Regions from separate parts of the Mus musculus genome. Here region 2 is linked to region 1. A link is a loop called in an ENCODE intact Hi-C map of the cell type or tissue named here. Cell type or tissue: left cerebral cortex. All regions are shown on one strand. Each heading gives the region's core, and the rest is flanking DNA. Links, peaks and the distances in the headings are about the cores only.

Evidence for each region. Peaks named below come from ENCODE experiments on the same cell type or tissue, not always from the same donor. Only the 100,000 strongest peaks of a DNase experiment are listed, where the experiment ranks them.
Region 2: it touches region 1 in a loop (2.4-fold over the local background); 2 of 42 quality-filtered maps call a loop at or near these places.

What each region holds. Positions count from the first base shown.
Region 1 is chr7:49,143,073-49,150,578 of GRCm38, reverse strand. The region is part of intron 3 of 9130015G15Rik (RIKEN cDNA 9130015G15 gene); the gene reads left to right. It also overlaps a transcript of Nav2 not described here. Among named protein-coding and RNA genes, the nearest start is that of 9130015G15Rik, 15 kb to the left of the region's middle. In left cerebral cortex, for the core only: a CTCF peak has its summit at 3,958; a DNase peak (open chromatin) is centred at 4,252; H3K27ac peaks cover 1,533 bases.
Region 2 is chr7:49,361,218-49,368,723 of GRCm38, reverse strand. Nav2 (neuron navigator 2) reads right to left here. Exons shown (of 39, transcript NM_175272.3): 2 at 6,509-6,626. Among named protein-coding and RNA genes, the nearest start is that of Gm51448, 14 kb to the right of the region's middle. In left cerebral cortex, for the core only: a CTCF peak has its summit at 4,265 (motif pointing left); DNase peaks (open chromatin) are centred at 2,903 and 3,827; H3K27ac peaks cover 1,752 bases.

The DNA.
Region 1 (7,506 bases), core at 1,179-6,178:
CAACTTATATGATGGATGTGTAACTAAAAATGCCTCTCTGGAGGAACCCTGTGCTCTGAATTCAACAGGCATGCCTTAGAATTGGCCTGGAGTCTCAGACAAGGGAATAGAACTGAGGAGTAACATAGCCAGTCAGTCTTTACACACATATTTACTGAGCCCCTACTGTGTGCTTAATGCTGCTCTGGGGGGGGGGGCGGTTCACATACAGAGGTATTGACAGTCTTTGTGACCACCTAGGTGCTATTCCACTATATTTAATCTCTATGGCATCAGTTTCGGTCCATTTGTTGTTCTATACATAATATCCTTCAAAACCCATGTTACTCTTCTTCCTTTCCACCAAGAAAGGTCAGCCATGGACTATAATGGGAGGGAGAACTACATTCTTTTCATTAAGATCTGGGTGTGCCCCAGACTTTCTGTGTTAGCGAACTGCCTGTTAACCTGACTGACACACTTGCTATGTGATATCAGGCTCCTTGACACACCTGTCTAGTGCATCTTCATGGCTCCATGCCTGCCTTTGGAAAGAGTTCTTGTGTCTTGGGAGGTAAAGTACTTGCTATGTGAACACGGGACCTGTGTGTCCTGCTCTCTAGCATGCATGTAAAAAGCTGGATGTTGAGGCATGTCCCTGGAGTCCCAGAGCTGGGGAAACAGACAGGTGGATCCTAGGAGTTCACAGGTTCGCCAGGCTAGCCAAGTTAATGGGCTCCAGGTTCAGTGAGACTGTCTCAAAAATAAAGGTGGAAAATTAGAGCAATTACGGGAGAAACTTGATATCAACTCTGGCCTCCATACGCTCACATACATGAACATGCACACATGTACACATGTGTACACATACATATACACACACATGAACACATTCAGTTCTTGAACTCAGGTCCCCAAGGGAACCTTTCACCAGCTGAGGTCCAGTCCCACCTCCAAGTCAAATGCTTCCAATTTCCTTTCCTAATTTTTGAGACAGGATCTCACATGACTTGGGATTATCTTAAACTCACTATATAGCTAAGAATGGCCTTAACTCTGGACCCTTCTGCTCCCACCTCTCACATGCATGGTTTAATATGAGTGTATCACTATGCCCAACTTCATGGAAGAGGTTGTTAAGAGGAATTAAAATGCTGTGATAAAACTGATTTTCCAAGTGTGGTGGTTTGAATATGCTTGGCCCATAGTAAGTGGCACTATAAGGAGGTGTGGCTTTGTTAGAGGAACTGTGTCACTATGGAGGTGGGGCTTTGAGGTCTCATTCATATATATATATATTTTATATATATATATATATGTATGTATGTGTGTATATATACATATATGTATATGTATGTGTGTATATATATGTATGTATGTATATATATACATATATGTATATGTATATGTATGTATGTATATATATATATATATATATATATATATATATATATATATATATGCTTAAGAAGTCTGGCCAGTGTGACATAGTCTCTGCCTGCCTGAAGAAGATAGTCTCTTCCTGACTGTTGGATCAAGATGTTGAACTCTTGACTCCTCCAGCACCATGCCTGCCTGGATATTGCCATGCTTCCCACCATGATGATAATGGATTGGACCTTTGAAACCGTAGGCCAGCCACAACTAAATGTTATTCTTTATAAGAGTTGCCTTGGTCATGGTGTCGCTTCATAGCAATGAAACCCTACGATACCTAGTCTGATAGAAAGCCAATACCTCCTCCAGAACACCCCAAGCATTGTCCCCTTCCCTGAAGATCAGTATATGCACAGGATAATCCTCCAAGCAACCAGAACCCCTCCATGGAGGTTCCAGCCCTAGCTTTCTGTGTGCAAGTAGAGCAATATCCACTTGACACTGAGAAATTAGCAAATAACAGAGGCCTAGCTTCCATCTGGGTCAACAGCACAAGTCAGCATGGCGAGGCCCATTCTGAAATTTCCTAGCTTTCAAAGTCAGGCCATCTATATGGAACAGAATACCCAAAATGACCCAGTTAGAGCCAGAGCCAGCAAAGTGCAGGTTTCTGAAGACACAGATCGGTCTCAAGGCCCAGCATGGCTGGGCTGGCTTCCTGGGCTTCATTACTTCATCACAGAGCAGAGGCCAGTCAGAGCTTCCTGTTCTCAAGGCAGAGCCCACCAAGGGCCTGTAGTCAGCCAAAATGAACGATTCCCATGCAAACTCTGAAAACTGTACCTAAAACAGGCCCTCTGGAGGGAACAACAACTTACACTGACATGGTCCTAAATACACGGTATATACTGTTGCGTTTAATCGTTGTTACCTACTAGGAAGGCTCTGTTTCCCTCCTGTCTCCTATATAAGGAGAGTAAGGTGTGGAGAGGGGAGCCTATATACTCAAGGGTACATGGTTCAGTGAAGACCAGGGTCAAGGGTAAAGATTTAAACACAGATCTGCTATTATTCTGTGTGTACCGTGTGTTTCAAGGAGCCTCACTCTGTGCAGCCACATGAGCTGTTCTGAGAAGGACAAATGACTGGAGGTCCCACAGGACATGTTGTTGTCAGTAGGAACCAATGAGGGGAGCCAAGTCTGGGAAAGCATTGCAGTGTTTCAAAGAATCAAAACTCCGAATCCCTACCACTGGATTTACAGCTCAGGTTTCCATGACACCACTTTCTGCACTTACATGTGGAATGTAACATTTGTGGACATTTTTGGCCTTGTAGATCTGGGGCTAGAGGGTCACATCTGGCCAGATGGGGTTGCTTTTTTTTTTTCTTCTTATTGACTGTGACCTTATCGGTTCCTTGGGAGGTGAGTTGATACCCAGCAGAGTCTAGATGGCTGCCAAGTCTAAATCCTCTCCTGGCTGGCGCTTTATGGAACAAGACTGCCAACCCCCATCCCGGCTAGTAAATCCTGTGAGAACAGAAACAGAGTGCCCCCGAAACGCTTGGGGGCATGCCCAAGACTACTCAAACATCTGAGACAATAGTACGGGTACCCAGAATGTAGAATTTTGACAAAATAGAAATCCATCCCAAGAAGTAAAGCCTCACAGCAATGTACGTGCAGATGTGCAAGCTGTCCAGTGTGTTTCTATACAGGGACTATAGAGGCAGACTCACAACCTCCCATCTGTGAGCCACAGTCATCACATCTGTCAAATGGGTATAATAACTTAGTGGGGCTGTTACAAGGATTTGGCATAATTTAAGTAAAACCCTGTTTTTTTTTTTTTTATTGAAAATAGATTTCTTTCATTCAGTATATTTTGACTATGGTTTCCCCTCCCCCTACTTGTCCCAGTTCCTCCCCACTTCCCCCTCCCCCATCCAGATCTACATACTTTCTGTCTCTCCTTCGAACACAGGCATGTAAGGAATGCTAATAAAATAAAATAAACCAAACAATTTGGAGTAAGACAAAAACAACTAAACAAGAAAAAGAGATAAGAAGCACAAGAAACAAATACAGACCCAGAGACACACATCCGCATACATAGGAATCCCATAAAAACACGAAACTGGAAGTCATAATAAAGACGCATAGGGCCTATAAAAAATGCTCTAACCTAACATTATGAGGCAAAGAATCTCCAAAGATGCCGCTGAGTTCATTTTGTGCAGCCTGCCCTTAAGAGTAGTTTCCCCAGCGATGGTTCCTTGGAGAAAATTAAACTTTCAAAGTTAGCTTCAGGTTAGATGTGGGGTCATGTGTCCACTTCTCCTTTCAGCTCTAGGGCCTGTCTGGTGCAGACCTCTGCAGAGCCAGTGCACGCTGCCTCAGTCTTCCCGAGTTCACATAAGTGCCAGTCCTGTTGTGTCTAAACGGCCAAAATGTGAGTCCTGATATCTCTGGACTCAACCCCCCACCCACAACTCTACTCCTTGGGAAGTTCATGTCCTTTTAAACTCTCAGTGACAACCAGCCACACTCTGAGAGCAGACCTGGCTGGCTGCAGTGGCCTGGTGCGACCTCTGGGGCTAGGAGGCTTCCACTGATGTCTTGCTGGCTCTCTTTTCTCCCGCAACATCAGCATCAGCATCAGCAGCACCTTCTGCAAGTGAGCTGTTAGGACAGCAGCCTGCACACAGTGTTAGCTGATGAAAATCCCAGCTCATGAGAGCTAATGGCGCAGCAGTTCTGGGAGGGTACACTAAGCTCGAGATGAGGACGCTGCTGTGAGCATCACTCGCAGCCACAAAAGGAAATGCTGGCCGAGGACGTGGGAGCAGGGCTGGCTGGCTGGCAGGGAAGGGCGTGTGGCTGGATTTAACAGCAGGGGTAGGAAGCATTTGTCTTATTGTAAAATAGATGTGCATTTGGGAGCAGAAATGCTCTCCCTCTGCGGGCATGAAAAGCCCTGAGCTAAACGAAATGCTGCCGATTTTGAGTCTATTTTGGGCGCCTTGTCGCTAATTGTGTGTTTCCGAGGCCTGTGCACATGCTGCCTGCTCAAATAGTTCCAACAATGGAAGTGGAATGAATGAGCATCCCCCTGCTGCCATTGTCACAGCACAAGCAGTCCCCAAGGCCAGCCAGGCCCAAGGTTGCTCCACTCTTCCCTCCCTTGATAGGTGCCCACACCCTCCCTGTCCCCACAGCACTTGCTGGAACCGACTGAGGCTGCCTCCCCTGTGCCAGGAAGCTATTTACAAAGGAAATAACTCTGATAAAAGGGATAAAAATAGCTGGCAACGATGGAAAACATTTTGTTGAGCGATCCGTTGACACGAGGGGAAATGGAGCTGTGAACAAGATAGGTGGTGACAGACACAGAGGGAGAAGTAGCCAGGCCATCATAACGCAGGAGTAGCTGGGATAGGCAGGTAGCAGGAATGGCTCACGTGGATGTTAAGCCCCAATCTCTGCCTCTAGTTTCTGCTTTTCCTTTAGCCTTAGAAACGTGAAGGAGGGCCAACTGCAAGCCCCTTCCCTGGGATCTATGTCTGTGGATGGGTGCATGTGTCATGTGGGAGGACACCAGGCAGGTGCTGGGCTTCTGGAGTTCAAGGCTACCAGTGTACCAGAGCCATCATGTTGTAACCCCGTGACCTTGGACTAGCTGCTTGACCTTTTCTGAACCTCTGAGCCAGCAGGTGACAAAGAGAAGCATTAGGCCTGCATCATGCCCTGTGGAAACAATATGTGCACATGACACCTTTTCTGAGCCATGGAGACATTAGATCTATCTAGTTCTCTGGACCTACCATGGGGCTGTGGTAGAGAGGAGATTCTGAGAAAGTCACAGTCTGCCCTTCTGTCTCACACAGGTAGTGAAGAAGATGCCCAGCTCAGGCAATAGGTCCAGGTTTTCCAGATCTTACATTGGAAAAAAAAACCTTTCTAACAAGTTAAATACATGCAAACTAATCACACTCAGATATTTGCATAAATTAATAAGCAGTAAGTATATAGCATAGCAATTTAAACACAATATCCCCAAGTGGCTATGTCAATACACAGAAATGTGAACAACAGCTATTTCTGGGGGGGGGGCAGAATTGTGGGAGGTTGGCATTTTCCCCCCAAATTTTCTACAATTAGTATACAATATGTATTTATTTTTTTAATCGGAAAAGAGGCAGATGAGGAGGACAAGAAGAGAGTTGCCTCGAAATATCACAGAGAAGAGGAATCTGGATACTGGCCTCAGATTCTGCTGAGAGCCCTCCTGGGACTGAGGAGTCTGAGAGTCACCAGGTTTCATGCCTACTTCAGTAAATGCTCAGGAAAAGAGGACGGGAGGTGGAGGAGGTTGGGGAAGAGGGAGGTAGATAGGTAGATAGGAAGGGAGAGGAAGGCAGGGGTGTGTGTGTATGTGTGTGTGTGTATGTGTGTGTGCACGCATGTGTGTGTGTCCAACATGATCACTTCCAGCCCCAGCCTCGCTGCTTGGGAAGAGGGATCATTATGGAACCCACAGAAAACTTCCAAGGCTGGCCCAGGGCTGCTTGGCCCTCCAAGGCAAACATGGATTTACAGCCTGATGCATGAGCGATGGATGGAGAGTAGGCAGGGATGCAGTCTTTCCTGAGCACCTGGACTGTCTGCGCCACAGAGCCTCTTCAAGCAGAGAAGAGTGACCTGCCTCAGCACACACCAGTGTTAACTCCGCACCCATGGCTGTTCTGCAGGAGGTGGCTGGGGTTACCACTGACATCCAGGTAGGGTTTGGGAATATTCTCAGTTTCATGTACTTAGTGGCCAGGCCAAGACAAGAATAAAAGATCTTCCAATTCCCGTCCCTCATCCTCCTGTGATGGAAATAACCTCACACACTGCCCCAAGGATTACATGGTCTCCCCTTAGACCGCAGGGTGTTGGTAAACTGAGCCCCGTTGCTTAATGTGGGTCTACCCAGATCTTTCAGACAGTCAGGGCACATCCACCAGCTGCTTGGCCATTAATTAGTCTGCCACCCCCTTGGGTGCTGAAAGCAAATCAAACGCCTGACTCGGGCCCTTGCCAAGAGCCACCCCCACAGCAGGCAGGTGAGGAGCGATGGGCCTTCTGGCCCTGCGTGATGCTAGCTCAGAAACCACCCAGGGTGGCTCCCTGACAGGCTGGAGGAGGGGAGGACAAAGATATCACTTTCTGTCCTTGGGCTTTGCCACCTGTGAGCAGGTGAGCCTTTTTGCCCCGCTGTGCCCTGGATGCTAAAGCTCAGGCCAATGAAAATGAAGTAACAAGCTTTAGCCAAGGCTGGTTGCAGGGACAGCTCTGTACAGGTCAGCTGTTCCTACTGATGTCACCTGCAACAGGTAACTTCTAAACTCAGGGGCCATCAGCGAATCCCCCCTCTCACATGTAATCTACCATCATTTTGAGACCTACTGTGTGCCTGAAGGTGTTCTGTGCTTGGAGAAGAGGTGAAGAATCAAGTGTCCACAATCCTTGAGAGATTCTAGCAAAGGATAGGTAACCAACCAAATGAATGAATGAATGAATGAATGAATGAATGAATGATACCAGTGTCAGATGAGGTGCTAAGAAGATACAAATGGAGGGTGGGGAGGTGGGGTCTTGAAGGGAGTAATGTCATGCTTTGAATATGAAATGCCCCCCACCCCAAAGGCTGGAGTCTGAAATGCTTGGTCTCCCTCCAGTGAATGTCAGAACTTCCTCCAAAAGTGAAGCAGGTGGCTCTGAGACATTTATTCTGAGAAGACACCATGGCTCCTGGGACAGACCAGGGTAGTGCAGACAGCAGAGGGTGGCCTTGCTGCTACTGCTGCTGCTGCTGCTGCTGCTGCTGGCACCATTTACACACATACCTGAGGTAGCAGCAGGAGACCATCTCACAGGGAAGCTACAAAACTGGCTAAAAGGCTTACCGCCCATCTACCTCCGTTTTCTTATCTTATATAGGGATACTTGTATCAAAACATGCTTCTAGAATTAAACATGAAACAAGTCAGAGTCTTTATAAATGAGGCGTTAATTTGCCTAATTACTCGAGGAAATTGTGTGATTGGGCTGACCCTCATCAAAGGTAGCTCCCAGGACCGGCAAACTGTGGAGCCAATATGGGA
Region 2 (7,506 bases), core at 1,432-6,431, 220 kb before region 1:
TTAGTCAGGGTTCCAGGACAGAAGCCACTTGGGACAAGGTACTGGGACATGGGGCATCCGAGACAGGGGTGAGAAATGAGAGCCTTTGAGCTCTTCCTGTTTCTAGGGGAGGATTCCCACATCACTTCCTCTCTAACTCTTCATCCGTGTCTTTCCCTACTCTTTTGTTTTCTCTCCTCCTCTTCTCTCACCTCTGCTCTTTCTGGTGTCACCTCAGAGGAAACAGAGCACACACCTTTTCCTTTCGACTCCCACAGATCTCCTGGCCATTTCCAGTGCTTGGCCTTGGCATGTGATAGACAGACAGCATGGGACTCAAGATGCTCATACCAGCAAGGGTCTAAACACAGAAAGCAAGCCCTTTGACATCAAAGCATCAACAGCAACACTTTCTGCCTACCGTCTAGAAGGCAACCTGCCTGGGGAAGCCCGGGTCATAAACAGCCCAGTGTTCAGACCTGGGTGTGGAGGGGGGTGCCTGGGGCAGACTGAGTAACATGGGGAGAAAGTCATTCCTGGTCTGGAAACAAGCTGGTTCTTAAGCTGATGCTCAGCATGTCCTATGCTGTACCCAGGGTTCCTGCCCTATGCTGCCCTATTGACCCTGCATCTCTACCCTCAGCTTTTCCTCATGGGCTCCTCTGTAGACCAAGCTGGCCTGGAACTCACAAATCTGCCTGCCTCTGCTTCCTGGATGCTGGAATTAAAGGCCTGCACCCCCCTCACACACGCGTGCGTGCACGCGCACACGCACACACGCGCGCGCGCGCACACACACACACACACACACACACACACCCCCGCCGCTCCTGACTCCTGTCTGCTTCTTGCCATCCCTCCTCCCATCTAAGTTGCTGTCCATTTTTCTCTCTCCCTCCTCCTGCCCTCATAGTTTCTACATAGGAACACGACACAGACACACACACACAGACACACACACACACTTAATGACTCTTACTTTATGTTATTATTTTTGACAGAGTCTTGCTACATTGTTTAGGTCATCTTGAGCTTCTGGGCTAGCCTACCAAGTAGCTGGAACTCCACAAGAGTCCTCACACACCTGGCTTGAATCACGTCAGAGTAAGCAATGCAGATCACATCCTGCGCCCCTCGTACTTCGATATGGATTTTCTAAAGGACATGGATATCATCTTCCATGGTATAATTATAAAACACAGAAAATTTAGTGTTGATACAATGCCAGTACTCCAATTTTGTCGACTAACTCAAAAATGTCTGAGAGAGCATTTTCTCCCCACTCAGAGGCTGCAGGCAGAGACCACACAGCCCATTTCTTGCCGTGCCTCCTCAGCCTCTTCCATCCTGGCATCGTTTCTCCCTTTGTCTTTCAAGGCGCTGATGCTTTTGGGAAACACAGGCCAGTTTTGTTTCAATTATTTTTTTTTAACAGAATGCTTCACAGTTTCGGTTTGTCTGTGATTTCTTGTGATTAGTTTCATGCGCTCCATCCCAAACTGAAGTAAGGTCATGTTCTTCCCAGCCAACCATCTCAGAAGGCCAGGGCTCCCATCCCCCCCTTACTGGGACTGGGATGTTGATCATGTGGTCATGATATGGGCTGGTAACCTCCCTACCCCCACAGCCACTAGGGTTCATCTTGCATGCATCCTGTTTGCATGCTCCGTACAAGATAAAACCTAGGTGCTATGGATCAGAGAGATTCTAGCCCTGCCCTCCCCAAGCCTTATCTAGATCCGGTTCTCAGTGTGGACCCCACCAAGAAGATGCAGCCATGGTTAGCAGCAACAGCAGCAGCTTTCTTCTGTTTAGCCCAGCTCCCTCTTCATCACTGTGTTTATTTGTAAATTTTCTACTTATTACCAGTATAGTCCATATTTTATTCCATTGTTATAATCTGCTGGTACCATCATTTCATTCTAACACCCTTAGATTTCACTGTTCTATGCAGCTCTGGCAGCCAGAACTGGTCCTTAGGAAACACTAAGGAAAGACTCTGCTGAATGAAAGAAGGACCACATGCGAATCATGTATCCCTGAGACCACTGAATCCACAGGCAGAAATTTAATTCCCAGTGTGGTTATATAGAGAAGTAGGGCCGATGTGGGATGACTTGGCCACAAGGACAAAGCCTTCATGAATGGGTAAGAGAGATCCTTGCTCATGGTTGTCACGCCTTCTCCCACACCACTCTTGCAGGGTCCTCTCAGCTTTTCCTGAACCTCACTACTATGTGCTGGACCCAGACAAAATTCTGACCTCCCAGGTCTAGAGAAGACATAGCCTAAGACCATAGTAGGCGGAATGATGGGGGTCCCTCTGATGGTGACGGGGTAGCCAGGAGAAGTATCAGAAAGAGCTGGACTCCAGAGGAACACACCAGCTCAAGGGTAGCCACTGGAGTCTAACACATCGAGAGGGTGACCGGTAGTATCCAAATTCTAGAAAACTCCCACATGGGTATACATATGCACACGTTGATGTCCACACAAATACACTCTATATTTTCTCATAGTGAGCACATAAAGAAGGGAATTCAGAGCTCAAGGGGAGGCGTCCTAGACAGTCCACACCAAGATCAGAAAGTCTTGCTCCTCGCCCATCAGGAGACATACCCCTGGATAGTGGCGTAGTTGACATTCGAAATGCTAGCCTGTGAAGGCACACTTTTCATGATGGCCTCTTAGAGGCAGAAGCAGAGGTATTTCTCTGAGTTTCCTGCCAGCCTCGTCTACATAGTGAGTTCCAAACCAGCTAGTACTCCATAGGAAGACCCTGTCTCAATACACAAAATGAAACAAAGAAAGTTCCCCATCAGACTCATGTGTCTGAACCCTTGGTTGCCAGCTGGTAATGTGTTGAGCCTTGTTGGAGGACGTGGGTGGCTGGGGTGGGGGAGACTTGAGCTTTACAGTCCAAGACTGCGTTTTCTTCTCCCTCTGTCTCCAAGTATGGACACAGTGTGAGTAGCCAGCCTCCTGCTCTTTCCACCACACCTTCCTCGACATGATGGACTTTGTGTGTCCTTCTGCAACTGTAAGCCAAAATAACCTCTTTCCCCTTTCAGTAGACTCCGTCAAGTGTTTTATCATAGCAACACCGGGGAAAGTGTGCTTCCTTCCCAGTTTCCATCTTCTGGATCTCTATGCATGCACAGAGCTCAGAAGTGTGCCCACGCATGGCGCTGTCAGGGAAACACCAGTGTGCTAGCACCTGACCTTCTCTGAGAAGCCCCCAGCCAGAGCTACCGTCTTCTGGAGCCTGAGGTACCCCCAAAATCTGTAGTTATACCATGAACAACCTTCATCTGAGAATCTGAAATCCAAACTGCCCCCAAATCTGGAACTTTCTAAGCATCAACCTGATGTGGCACATAGAAAGTTCCACACGACTAGCCTTTTGTTTCACATCCAAAATTATCTAAAAACATTGAATAAAGCTATCTTCAAGCTATGTATACAAAGTGCCTATGAAACTTAAGATTGCTTGTTTAGACTTAAAACATTCCCAACATATCACATGCATATGGAAGTCTATCAAAGCCCCCAAATCTGAAACCCAAAACACATGTAAACCCCAGCATTTGGGAAACTCTGCTGTTACTGACCTGAGCCTGCAGAAACACAGAGCAGCAGTTTAGTTCCAAGCGAGCCATTCATCTGAATAGACTCAGGGAAGCATCCGATGCTCCCGAGCAGTGATAAAGCTGATCGCCCATGTTCACAGCCATGCTCAGCAAACTGACAGCACACATCCTACCATGAGCCTCTTCTGAGTCTGTGGTGGGCATGATGAATCAGCCCTGACACTCGACATCATCTTCCTTTGCCTACTGCTCTAGACAGCTGCTACCGAGTGCTATCCCGGAGCACATCAAACTCACATATTTCTTATTTGATCTCCAACTTTCCTTTCACGAAGCACCCATAAAGAAAAACACGGTTAGCTGACCCACTTTCAAGTCAGAAAAACAGCTGGGGAGATGGCTCAGTCAGGAAAGTACGTGCCGTGCCAATATAAGGACCTGAGCTCAGATCTGCTGAACCCACATAAAAAGCAGGCACAGCAGTGCACGCCTGTGACACCAGAACGGGAGAGCAGACAGGTGGAAGCTCATTGGCCAGGGATCAATGAGATGGCCCTGTCTCAAAAAATAGAGATGGGTGAGGCAACAGAGATGGTTCTGTGGTTGAGAATACTTGCTGCTCTTGCAGAAAAGGTTCCTGAGTTTGGTTCCCAGCCCCATTTCAGCTGGCTTACAATTCCAGTGCCCTCTTCTGGCCTCAGGGAGCACCGCATTCACATGTATAAATATGCATACACACACACATAAGTAAAACTAATAACATAAAATCTTCAAATAGAGTAAACAAAGGTGGAGGGTAATTAAGGAAGGTACCCCATATCAACCTCTGGCCTCCACACATGTATATGTACATATACACATACACTCACCCCATGCACTGTTGTACACACCCAATGCTAACAAGCATACACACACAGGGGAGAGGGGAGTGGGAAATAGAGGTAACAGAAGCAGAGTGAGGAAGGAGCCTGTGAGGCATGGAGCAAGGCAGAGAAAGACTCCTCAGTATTATCCTTTTCCATTTTCTCTCTTACTGATAGATGAAACTGGGGGGGGGGGGGGCGGGCTCCCAGCAGAATCACACCCCTAGATATGCTTCAAGGAGGCTCAGGGCCAGCCACAAGCCTGCTGACAGGACCTCAAAGCTCAGATCAGGCACAGGTCAGAACTTCAACAAAGATGAAGGCAAGGTGGAAGCATAGCCTCCAAGGCTGTGAGCCTAGCCCAGCCCTCTCTCCATCCCCAGCGAGCCACAGAGGTGCGCCAAGGTAAGAAGTCTCACATAGGCTCCTGGGCCTCATGGAGCCTCCCTTTCCCCATTGGCAAAATGGGAAATCTACTACCCACTTCCTAGGGGCAGAGGAATCTAAATGAGCAAAGCTTCTCAAAGACTGTGGCGTGTGCAGTGATGAAGAGCAGAAGGAAGGGGGGGGGGCGGGATTGAAGGAGAAGTAGCACAACTCCGTTTAGGTGTCCTCCCATGAGGTACGTGGTGGTACCTACGCCTAGTACAGTCCTCTCCCCAAGGGTGGGCAGAACCTGCAACTCCGACATTACGTAAGAGAGTTCGTCTCACTGGGACGACTGCTCCTGAGCTGGTGCTGAAGGGTCAGGATTCCTATACGGCAAGAAGCTCTAAGAGCAGCTGCTCAGAGGTGAGGGTCATCTCCAGCTGGTTGCCAGCAAGACTCAGCACGCAGAGTCCCCCAGTGACGAGGACATGAGTTCCACCAGTAACCGAAGCAAGCATGAACGCCAACCCTTTCCCAGCGAGACCCTACATGAGGATGCGGGCCTCGAACATGATCAGGGCCTGACCTAGGTGATGTGTGGAAGCTGTGAGATAATAAAAGCATGTTTTAAATGGCTGCCTTTGTGGCAGGAGCAAAGCAGTCATGGAAGAAGGGGAAAGAAGAAATCAGTCTCAGAAATCAATGGCAAGGTAGAGGGGAACCTTCTTTCTCTGTCAGCCGCAATCCCCACTTTCAGCCTAGGCCCCACTGCTTGCGTTTCTGTGGGTCTCCCTGCAGAACACTAGCACGGCTTAACCTCTGAAATCCACTCACTTCTCCTGGCTGAAAGGAAAGCGGCTTTTGCACAATAAGTGGAGGAGCTGGGGCCCGGTCCTTGTCCTGGACCTTCTTCTCTGGCATTAGCGGGCTGCTACAGTTGACAATGGCAACCATCAACTGGATAATGTACACCAACAGATCTCCACAGCTCTGACTCTCAGACAGGGCTGCATACCAGAGACAGTGAAATGGCCAGGATCCACCCACTGGTCCACCCACCCCTCCCAGCTCAGGTCTAAGGCGCAAATATCCCAATGGCTCAAGCTCTTTTGCCCTGGTATTAAAACCAGAAACCACCAGAGACCATCTCTGGAGCCTTTGATTTCCTCAGCCCCTGTCAGAGTTGGCAGGATTAAACAGCCCTGTGTTCTCTTTTCCTTTTTGAAGCATGCCCAAAGTCTTCTAAAAAGAACTATGCGAGTTAAGGAAAGAGAGTCAGGCAGGAGGCAGGACACAGGTAGAGAGTCCATCTCAAAGCCCCAGTTTCCCGCTCTGGCCCTGGGATGGCTAAGGCAGCTCTGCCATGACTTTTCTTCTTTTGAGAGCATGGGCTGGCCTTAAACTTACTATGTAGCCGAGAATGGCCTTGACTGGCTGATCCTGCCTCCAGATTGTGAATCATCATACTGGGTTTATACAGTACTGGGGACGGAACCTGGGGCTTGCATTCTAGTTGAGCATTCTACACCCACAGCCCTGCTGAGTTTTAATGGAAACAGTTCTAAACTGCTGGGCTCCTCACAATCAGAATCAAAAGGAAGTCAAGAGGATGGGCGACATGTCTGGTAGAGACGTCAGGGTTCGCATTCCCTGGGCTGCCTCTGCTGTACCTCACTAGCTAGCTCCCAGAGGGAAAGATGGGCTTACCTACAACCTGGATGATCTGGGCCAGGAGCACGCCATCGGTCACATCTTGCTGGAGGTCCTTGATGAGGCGTTTGTGGCCGGATTTAGCGAGGTAATGATTGGCCCAATCCGTGTAGATCTACAAAGAAAGCACACAGGCAACTTCAGGAATCTGGGCAGAGCCCACTTCAGGGTCAGAGGCAACTGCTGGGACCTATGCTTGGGTACCCCAGTCACTTTCCTGCAGGCACTGGCAAGGGAGCTGCCAGAACCATTAATATTCAGTGCATTGTGCTGGCTAGGCATTCAGCTAGCTTGCAACGGTCCAGTCTACTGAGAAAACTGTGAAAGAAAAGCTAAAAAGAGCGTCAAAACATGCACAGACCTGAATAGGCCAGGGGACAAGGAACTAATAGTTTGTCCAGACGGCTTTGAGACGCTGCAGCTCTGAACACAAGTGAGGCCTCTCCTAGCCCGTCACAGCTTTTTCACTTTATGGAGAAAACGTATGGGGAGTTTGCCACCCAATAGGCATCTTTGGATGGGCCATTTAAGGCAAAGAGGGCTATTGAGTGGGCAGAGTTCTCAAGAGCCTGGCTCCCTTGTAAAGCAGCCAAGAGGGAAGCACAGAGTCCTGCTATCACACACGTGGAAGTAGAGCTAACTATGGCCTCGCCATCATTGAAATTTTAACTAGGTTAATTAAAAGCCAGCCACCATTTTTACTGTCAAGATTCTACAAATAGGGAGCCGGTGAAATGGCTCAGTGGTTAAGAACAATGGCTGCTCTTCCAGAGGTTCTGAGTTCAATTCTCAGCTACCACCTAGTGGCTCACAATCATCTCTAATGGGGTCTGACGCCCTCTTCTGTCATGCAGGCATACATGCAAATACAGCACTCATATACATTAAATCAATCAATCAATCTAAAAAGAGAGAGAGAGAGAGAGAATCTACAAATAAAACCTAGCCAATTCTAATACATGTTGTGGGACCTCTTTCCCTAGAGAGACAAATGT